Linked DNA regions of Homo sapiens: region 1 is linked to region 2. Evidence: chromatin loops called from intact Hi-C (ENCODE). Cell type or tissue: ovary. All regions are shown on one strand. Links, peaks and the distances in the headings refer to the core of each region. The heading gives the core; the rest is flanking DNA. Region 1 overlaps LINC02511 (long intergenic non-protein coding RNA 2511). Region 2 has its middle 230 kb from the start of SLC7A11-AS1.

Region 1 (5,395 bases), core at 185-5,184, 720 kb after region 2:
GAGTGAAAGAGGAAAGATATAAAGAATGACCATTTCCCCATTCTAGGTGGAGCAAACTTGAAAAGGTCTCCTTTTCAAAGGGGAAAAATTTTAACTGGAAGTCAGATTCTGTGTTTTAACTTATATTTGTCATTGTTCATTCTAACTTCACAATTGAAATTGTGTGAAATGTAAATTATCATAGGACCTGTTATTCCTAAGGATAAAGGAAAAGACACAGGTACACCAAAATTTTTATCCAGGGGCAGATAAAAATTATTCACATTGAAAAAATGTTAATAAGTGGAATGAGGGTGCTGGGGACACACAAGTAAAATTGTGTTTTGTTTACTTTGCAAGTTGTATATATTCTTGGCTTAATTTTGTTTTACTGGAATTTTTTTAACCTTTTCCTTTTAGTTTTAGGGTTAATGAAATATATTTTCAGTTAGAAAAGCTGGGTAAAGATTTTATGAAGTTTATTGGTTCCTAAAATTTACTCTTACATTATTATTTTAGGTGATTTGGAAGTTCTCTATTCCTTCTATGACTCTCCAGTTTTCCAAGTTTATGTTTTTCATTTTGTATCTTGCAGAACTATAGAGGTTGCATATACTGTCATCATTCTGGACTCATTTGACATTCAAAATAACTCTGTATAGTTGCAAGACAAACATCATTGTGTCTATTTTAGAAAAAAGCAGACCAACGTTTACAGAAGTAAAATAATTGCTGAAATTTATACTGTTAATAAATGTCAGGGCCAAGATTACAAGTCAGTAATTACAGTTTCATAATTTCAGAATCTGTATTTCAGTATTCGTATAAGTCTTCTATTTTTACAGGTGATAACAATCCATAACAGATAACAATTTCTGAGCATTTCTCTTTTTTTTGAGATGGAGTCTCACTCTGTCACCCAGGCTGGAGTGCAATGGCAAGATCTCGGCTCACTTCAACTTCCACCTCCCTATTTCAAGCGATTCTCCTGCCTTGGCTTCCTGAGTAGCTGGGATTACAGGTGCCTGCCACCACACCTAGCTAATTTTTGTATTTTTAGTAGAGACGGATTTCACCATGTTGGCCAGGCTGGTCTTGAACTCCTGACCTCAGGTTATTCCACCTGCCTTGGCCTCCCAAAGTGCTGGGATTACAGGCATGAGCCACCGCGCCCGGCCTGAGCATTTCTTATGTAACAGACCTTCTAGTAAGTGCTATTTATTATCTCTCTTGCTTTTAGTAACAGTTCTATGAGGTAGGGATAACTGTACCAATTTGTACATGAGAAAACTGAGACTTTGATAGGTGTAGGGATTTAACCAAGATCATGCACTAGATAATGATTAGCACTGAGAAAACTTAAACCAAGGCAATCTAACTTTAGACCTGAATAATTAACTACTGCACTCCCATATTTTTTTACATGAATACACTTAGTAAGTGTATGTATATTAGTTTGTCCTCATGCTGCTAATAAAGACATACCTGAGACCGGGTAACTTATAAAGAAAAGAGGTTTAGTTGATTCACAGTTTCACATGGCTGGGGAGGCCTCAGGAAACTTACAATCATGACGGAAGGCAACTCTTCACCAGGCGGCAGGAAAGAGAATGAGTGTGGAGGGAAGGGGGTTGCGTCTTATAAAACCATCAGATCTCCCGAGAACTCACTCACTATCATGAGAACAGCATGGGGGAAACTGCCCCCATGATTCAGTTATTTCCACCGACCCTGCCCTTGACAAGTGGGGATTATTAGAGTTCAAGGTGAGATTTGGATGGGAACACGGAGCCAAACCATATCAATATGGTTTTGCATGTATTGCTGAATTTTATATTATAGAAATCTAAAGTGTGTATAATTCTAAGCAAACTGCTGCTACTAAACTACTGCTTTTTTTAGAGAGGTGAAAAGTACACTTGACCTGAATTTAAAGCATTAAGTTGCAATGTCTGCCTTGGTTTTAGACAATTATGACATAAAGCATGTTGCAAAATTCCTCAGTATTTGTTTTCCTCTATAGCTGTTATACAGAAACTATAATTAATCTCACTACACAACTTTAAAATATTATGCATAAATTCACATAGTAAGCATGGATTAATTACTGAGGAAAAGAAGTGTGTCTCTGTGTGTGTGTGTATATATATACACAGTTCTATACATTTATATATATATTGGATGCCATTAGTTCCCGTAGTAGTAATGAGGCAGCCATTTATTTCTCATTATCAAGGTTGATGATTAGCTGGCATGCACAGTAGCTGGCATCTATATGGTGTCCCTGCTGTACCATTTAAAAAATATTTTCTATGTATACTTGCCTCTAATAATCTCCAATCACAGAGTTCCATGTATGTCAAAAACAGTAACATATTAGCACATGGCACTTAAAAAAGAGCTAAATGTTAAATTGGAATAATATCTTATGTATTGACATTCATTTCAATATGCTAAATGTTATAGAGCCAAAACTTCCATAGACTAAGCATCGGCACTCTTAATCTATTATTTTTACACCAAATTCTGACTGTGATATTCCAGCCAATGAATGATCATTTTGCGTCATCAAATGGTACTGCTGCCTGCTACCTTCTTTGTACAGCAGCATTTGTGAAATTATTTGAATATTCTATTGCATTTTATGTTATTACTTATCAAATGAGTGGAAATGGGAAACTGATATAAAACTTACATCTCATAAATTTAATTCCTTTGAGGCAAAGTTACAAATTATTATCATGCTTCAGGCGATAAATCTTAAAATTCCTTGTCTTAAACTAGTTGGTATTTCATAGTTAAAGAAAATAATAAAGGAAGTGCATGCATAAAATAATAGAAACCTTTGATGAATACATTGTTTAAAAGTCAAGATATATTTAGGAAATTTATTATTTTGTATTTTATAAATTTTAAGATACCACTCATTGTAAGATGAACTATCAATTAAAAAGTATCTAACAAAGAATATACAGTCCTGTATTCAAAGTAGAAAAATCTATTCAAAATGTACACTGATTTTAGAAATGCTGAAATGCGGTTTTAGAATCGGATAAGTATATCATTATTTTTAATATTGAAAAATGTTTTTTCTAGCTTTCTTATATTTGACTCTGATATGCATTTAGAAATATATTATTTATAAAAGTTATGATAAAATTTAGATCTATTTTCTTAATACATAAAAGCTCATTTAATAGTGTGTAATGCTTGTTAATAACAGAAAACATTGGTATAATGGATATACTCTAATTTGTTTCTTTGTTTGTTTACGGCTCATAATAACAAAGATGTGATGTTTTTGTAATATATTTTGACTGTCAGACCACATTTCTGTGTTTAGCTTCAGTGAAGCAGAAACTAACAAGTAAGAATAATCTTCTATATGCTGTCTTAGAGACTTTTGTAGAGTGCCTCTCCAAGTGAAACCTGTATTCTTTATAATATTTAACATCATTTTTAAATTAAATTAATATATGTGTGCTCCTAAAACAAGAATCAATAGTGGCAAATGTGCTGTGGGCTCTTCTCTTTTATACTAATAATTATTCCTTTGCATCTTTACTTTTGTCTTTTTTCTCTTTCTTATCAAGATTGCTTCACTACCTATTAGTGGCTAGAAATTCTAGCAGCATATTTTGCAAAAAAAAACTCAGTTATGAAAAAGAGGTGTAAAATATTTTGGATCAGACTATTTAGTCAAAATCATGATTGTTTACATTTGCTAAGGAGTTGACTTGAAGATGACTCTTATTTTTTTCCTCTGTGAATCCTTCCTAAATATTAACACTAATGATTGTTTTTAAAGATGCAAAGATGAAAAAGCAGTCATTTGTGGTATTAAGTTTCTGATTGGTTAATAGATGACTTTTCCACACCTAATTTAATTACTACTTTAAGTAGATGATTATACAGAGAAAAGTTACTTTTATTTCAGTACGAAGAATAGAAATGCAAATGTGAGGAGCGATAAGATTCGGCAAGAAACATAAATTTTTGCCACCTAGAGTGTTTTCTTAGGTATAACTTCCCAACATACAGTTGGGTCTGGAATTGAAATGTGGCTTATAATAGATATATCATTTTCAGGGTCATCAACATTCATGGAAGAAAGTGCCTCAGTAGTATTTGTGAAATGATCAAGTTGCATATACAGAAGAAGAATAAAGGAATATGGCTAGATCCATGGGAAACTTCTATTATTTTCCTATTTTCTACACCTAATTCAATTGCTTCAGTTTTGGCCCAACCATCTCCTGAATTAACTGTATACTTTCTACTCTGTCTTTCTGCATCTTGTCATTCTCTTCTCTAGTTCATTTTCCACATGACCTCTGTATTGACATATTAAAAGTAGATCACTTTTCATATCACAAACCTAAATAAATCTTTGTTTCCTTTTTATTCACAGAAGAAAGCACACTCATCCTAGTACTTGGTATCTTTCATTGTTTGGCTGAAAGTTGTATTGGCTGTGATTCCAGATATAACCATAGAATCTGAATTAAAATTGATTTTTCTCTTATTCTCTCATAATTGTTTATTACCATTTTCTTATAGCTCTTTTAAAATCTTAATTGTATGGCCATGCAGATGTCTGATTGTTGGGGAATAAATCATGAAGGGAAGAAATTCATTCTAAGTAATCAACTAATACAGGCTTTTCATATAATAGATACTCAATTATTTACTTTTTGGTTTGATTTGATAAAAATTATATAACTTTGGATGTTTGGTACTTGGTGGTTCTCATACAACAAAATTTCAATTTTAAAAAAGTAGTCTGATTTTCTAGAAATATCTTATTTGCCTTCTCTATCTGTCCCACAGTTGTAGATTTCCACTATTCTTCATTATTCTATCATAATTCAAAGGTATGTCTTTAGCTTTTTATTTTATGTACTTTATTAGGTCTCTGTATAAATCTGGAACATAGAAACAGAATATTTATATCTTGTGCTTGCAATTATGTATTACTATAAGCAATTAAATGTTTATTTTCATGTTTCATAATTATTGCTCTTGACTTGCTTAGGAAGCACTGTATATGAATAGGCCAAACCTAAAAAAGCAAAACCTTCTCCAACCCTGAGTACATCAGTAGCTTTCTGCCTTCATAAAATAAATTTGTGAATTTTAGTTTCTAAAACTATATCCATGGTAAACACATAATTAGGTTGAATGTAAGCAAAATACAGTTACTTATAGTTTACTTTCATTTTTATTTTGGATTTTGGTTTCTTAAGAATAATGGAATTTGACTGATCATTATTTTTTCCCTAGAATATATTTGACACCACATATTTGCTCAAATAAATCACACTCCCATCTTAATTTATTTATTTGTAACAAAAACATGCCAGGGAATAGGCGGACAAAATATGCATTATTATTATATTTTTATACTAACAAGCTC
Region 2 (5,395 bases), core at 230-5,229:
ACAGGTAAGTAACTACAAAAAGGTGCTTTGAGATTCTCTCGCTGAGAACCTGTCTACAGGAGGGAACACTAGCAATTCTGAGGGAAATTGTTTCTATTTCAGTTAAAACCAGATGCTCACTCAGGGCTTGTAGGAAGGTTTTGCAAATAATGTAGATTATATTTCTCCAGTATAATATAATGTAGATTATATTTCCTTAGAACCAAAGGCCTTTTAGTATGAGCCTATCACCACATTTTATATGTTTATAGTTGATGAGCTTAGTTCATCAAAGCACCGTGTTAATGAAATCATCTCATCGTTCTAAGATGAACTCTATCAGGAGTTTGGAAACTGCACATAGGCTTATAAAGGGGGGAAATTAAAGGGGGAGAGGGTAAAACATAAACTTATTCCTTCCACTCTCTCTGTATACTTATCCTAGAAGTTTCATGTTGTCTTAATGAACAGTTACATCAGGGTACGCCCGAGACCTCGTCCCTGTATTTAAAAACTCAAGTAATGTAATCTAAAAATCTGAACATTGATAATTATTGTAATTTAATGTCTATAGAATTTATTTTTTTAGCTCTTTTTCTAGCAGCTGTTCATAGATCAGACTCATGTCAAATGATGAAGATTTACAAAATGTCTACTACAATAAGATACTTTTTAAGCTAATGCATGTAAAAAATCCTAATATGTAATGATCACTAAGATACTAACTATTGAACCTAAATCTGAATCATGGGATGATCAATTCTAGAAATTTTAATCTAGAAATATTGCTAGGATATGATGAGATTTATTAAATAATAAATAGACATATGGCCTCTAAAATTAGGAAGGTAATTCTTAAAAGGGAGAATGCATCACATTCATGGGTATTATCATTGTAATATTTCAGCTGAACAATTTTTGGATTACTAAGAAATGTAACATTATAAGAGCATAAATTAAATTATCTAAATGTATAGAAAATAATGTAAAATGACCTAATTATAATCATGGTTCCTTGAGAAATTCTTGGCATATCATCTGTACAAAGCATTTTTTGAAAGTTAGTTTCTAATGTGACTATCTTGTCACATATATTTATACTAACTTTTCATTTAGTGTAAATTTGACATTATTGTGGTAATTGATTTTCAGCATATTATTTAGGTAAATAAACTAAATTTCAGAAAGAATAAAATTATGCATTTTGGAGAGAAAAATTCATACACAAAATGTTGATTCTAAATTTTATGTGAGCATTTCTGTTGAAAAGACTGTGGTTTATACAGGGCACTCTTGTCTCCTTTCTTTGGGGATAGGGAAGCTGAAATCAAGGTTGAATACAAAGTCAAGAACAAAGGTCATAGAAGGCAATTTAATATTGTCACTAGCCAGAATATGAAGCCAATTGTTCAAGCACCAAAGGGATGAAATGAGTCAAATTATTAAATGGTAGTAGAGGTAGCACAGTGATGGATAAGTAACCAGCATCCACGTTGACCCTGTTAAATTTTGTGTATTTGTGCTAAAAAGAATTGAATTGCCCACTGCATTTAAAGAGTAATAGATGAAGCACACATAAATGGTAATGCTTTTAATTATAAACTCATTTTATATTATAAAATAATATAACCAGATTATAAATATCGAGAAAATATACAAGAGAAATGACATTCATAATCTTATGCCTTTGGTTACATCTCTGTAAACATTTGGTCATCTTTTGAACAAACTTAGACTCTTCTGTCCCTGCTGTTCCAAATGATTACTATGTATGTTCATGCTCATTTCACATTGAAGTTGTAACAAGTTACCACAAATTGAGTGGCTTATAGGAAAGCAAAGTTTTATTTCATATATATGGAGGTCAAAGTCTAAAAAAGAGTGGCAGGGCTGCATTCCTTCTGGAGGCCTTAGGAGGCAATCCATTTCCTTGCATTTTCTAGATTCTAGAGAATGCCAGCATTCCTCAGCTTATGTCCCCTTCCTTCATCTTTAAAGCAGTAGTGTAGCATGCTCTAATCTTTCTTTCTGTTCCTTTGCTTCTGTCGTCACTTCATCTTCTGTCTGATTCTAATCCTGTCCCACTCTTAAAAGGACCCTTGTGATTATCCAGGCCAACCTGGATAATTCCGGATAATCTCTCCATCACAAAATCCTCAAATTAATTACATCTGCAAAATTTCCTTGACCATGTAAAGTAACATATTCCCAGGTTTTGAGGATTGAGACATGGACATTGCTGTGGGAGAGGGAGTCATCATTCAGTCTATCACACCATGGTTTCTTCTGGAACCAACGAGCAGAAAAGCTAATGACAAATAATATATCAGTAACCCTAAATTTACAAATTATCAGAATTTGAAAATAATTTCTTTTATTTGCTGCAGATTGACTTCTCTAAGGAACTACCTCAGAACTATGTATGTGTGAAGTATACTGGGGAAGGCTCTAAGAAACACCTGTGAGAGTAAAGGAAGCAGCATTAGTCAGAAGTTTAACTGGGATGCAACAGAGACCTCATCCAATCTCAGAGACAGCTCTGAAGCTGAAATGCATGTGGGCTTTGCCTTTGTGTTCTTCATTGGTGCCGCTGTTGGGGAGTGTGAAGCAAAATCTTGAGAAAAGCAACTTCTTTTTGCACAATTATGAGGTGTCAGCAGCCAACAATGCTGGCAGCTAGGGACTGGGTATCTTGGACTTGAAAGTGTATCTGGTTAGCTTGCCACAGCAAACACTATGCTGATCCTCTAGCAAAGGTGTGTCAGGAATTGGTGGGTTCTTGGTCTCGCTGACTTCAAGAATGAAGCCGTGGACCCTCGCGGTGAGTGTTACAGTTCTTAAAGACGGTGTGTCCAGAGTTTGTTCCTTCAGATGTACAGATGTGTCCAGAGTTTCTTCCTTCTGGTGGGTTCGTGGTCTCGCTGACTTCAGGAGTGAAGCTGTGGACCCTCATGGTGAGTGTTACAGCTCTTAAAGTCAGCACGGACCCAAAGAGTGAGCAGCAGCAAGATTTATTGCGAAGAGCGAGAGAACAAAGCTTCCACAGTGTAGAAAGGGACCCCAGCAGGTTGCCACTGCTGGCTTGGGTGGCCTGCTTTTATTCCCATATCTGGCCCTACCCACATTCTGCTGATTGGTCCATTTTACAGACAGCTAATGGGTCCGTTTTATAGACAGCTTATTGGTCTGTTTTGACAGAGTGCTGACTGGTGCGTTTACAATCCTTTAGCTAGACACAAAAGTTATCCAAGTCCTCACCAGATTAGTTAGACACAGAGCGCTGATTGGTGTGTTTACAAACCTTTAGCTAGACAGAGAGTGTTGATTGGTGCGTTTACAAACCTTTAGCTAGACAGAAAAGTTCTCCAAGTCCCCACCCGACCTAGAAGCCCAGCTGGCTTCACCTCTTAATGGGACTCACGAGGGGCTTTGCAGCACCTAGCCAAGGCACTCTGGCAGCCCAGAGGGAGCTCCTCCCCTGATCAAGTCCAGCAGGCGTGGCCTGCCGGCCAGAGGGCGGGGCCTGAGGAACCCGCGCCCATCCGGAACCCGCGCCGGCCTGCAAGCGCCGCGCGCCTCTCCCTCCACACCTCCCCGCGAGCAGAGGGAGCCGGCTCCGACCTCGACCAGCCCCAGAGAGGAGCCCCCACAGTGCAGCGGCAGGCTGAAGGGCTCCTCAAGCGCGGCCAGAGCGGACGCCGAGGCCGAGGAGGCACCGAGAGCGAGGGCTGCTGGCACGTTGTCACCTCTCAAAGGTATAATCTACAATTAATGAAAGCATATAAATAGCTAACCATCCCACCACCTTTCTTCATCTAGGGTATGAATTTTCTCTTTCACCTTCCTCACAAGGTATTGAGTCCCATAAGGAGGATTCAATTCTCTTTACCAGTCTGTTCGACAAGCAGTTGCCTGGTCTTTCTCTTGATCTTTCAAGCTCCATTTTTTAGGAGCTAGTTCTTTTTTTTTTTTTAATTGTTTTCGTACATGAATCTTGTAAATGGCATGGTTCTATATCTGACATGACTATTCTACTGAATTACTACAAGCTCTCATATTTGCTGTACTTTTAAGTTCCTACTATGCAACTCCACACAACTCTATACAGCTCATTCATTTACTTGTTTTATTTGTTCATTTCTTCATTGCTTTACTCAACAAATATGATACCAAATAAGGGTCAGGCTTAGTAAATAAAAAAGGTATCCCCACTCTCCTTATAGGGATTGTAATGTTCAAAGGAAGATTCATAACAATAATGAAAACAAGAAGTTAATTGGGCTTCCTTCAGGGTGTGAAAGGCGAAGAAGAGAAGTTTTTCTATCCTGAATACAATATAGTACGATCTAGAAAATCTACAAAATCACAACTTTTCTTGAATTGATCAGCGACCTGTGGTTGTAGGGCAACCAACAAAGCCAATATCTAAGGAAAGGCAGACACCTCCAAGGAGAGACATGATGCTAGCTCTTGTTTGCTTACAGTAGACAAAGAACACCAGGCAGGCAGGTAAGAACTCAGTTAAAATTTTTAATAAATTGCTAAATGTTGAGCATAGGAGAATGTGAGCATATAGAAGTATTAGAAGCCACACATACAAAGGGAATTTGGAGAGATTCACAGGTTCTTCCCCACAGGCCTCACTGTGAGCTCATGATGAAAAGTGAAACAAAAACCCTCAGAAAAACTCCTCTCTGAAGCTTGCCTGGGAAAGACGTACAGCAGCATCTAGGCCCCTATCTTCCCTATGAAACCAAAGCTTTAACCTAGTAGGGTTAGGGAAACCAATCATATCACTTTTAGGACAAGGGTAAAGACCCATTCCAGCTGGGGAAAAAGAAAAGAAAAAATATTCTATTCTTAGAGAAGTGCCGGAAATACATTTATGGCCTAGACAATTAGAGGTATGGACAAGGGCACTGAAAAGGCACCAAATCCAGAACCCAGGGACACAGCACTTACCTAAGTTAGAGGCTGAGCCCCAACAATAGAGAATCACTCCCCTCCCCTCTGCTAGCAGGTTAGTAAGTTTTGAGCTATAAATAATAGCAATTCACTGCTGGAAGAAGGTGTAGAAAATTAAGAGAGACATACTCTGAAGAAGGACAAATGAAGGGAAAGACTTGAAGCTATAGATGGAACAGACACTGAAAGGAGACTCTGCCAAATAAATCCCAGGCTCAAGCACAAGATAGTACTAGAGAAATGTGAAAGCTTTAGTGCACTGTGGGTAAACATAGAGTGGTATGCAGAATCCCAAGATGGCCCCAATATCCTGAAGTAAAACAGATTTTCACATCGGCCTTGAAGGAGGAAACTGCCATTTAAGTTTTCACGTTAGTGCAGGAAATAACAGGTGTTTTTATGCTCTGAGAATGGCCCCCAGTTAACAGACAGCAAGAAAGTGAGAACCTTA

Evidence for each region. Peaks named below come from ENCODE experiments on the same cell type or tissue, not always from the same donor. Only the 100,000 strongest peaks of a DNase experiment are listed, where the experiment ranks them.
Region 1: it touches region 2 in a loop (3-fold over the local background); 56 of 110 quality-filtered maps call a loop at or near these places.

Annotation. Positions count from the first base shown.
Region 1 is chr4:137,132,085-137,137,479 of GRCh38, reverse strand. All of the region lies in intron 1 of LINC02511 (long intergenic non-protein coding RNA 2511), which reads left to right. Among named protein-coding and RNA genes, the nearest start is that of LINC02510, 59 kb to the left of the region's middle. In ovary, for the core only: no CTCF peak of the experiment used is centred there; no DNase peak of the experiment used is centred there.
Region 2 is chr4:137,851,794-137,857,188 of GRCh38, reverse strand. No RefSeq gene overlaps it. Among named protein-coding and RNA genes, the nearest start is that of SLC7A11-AS1, 230 kb to the left of the region's middle. In ovary, for the core only: no CTCF peak of the experiment used is centred there; no DNase peak of the experiment used is centred there.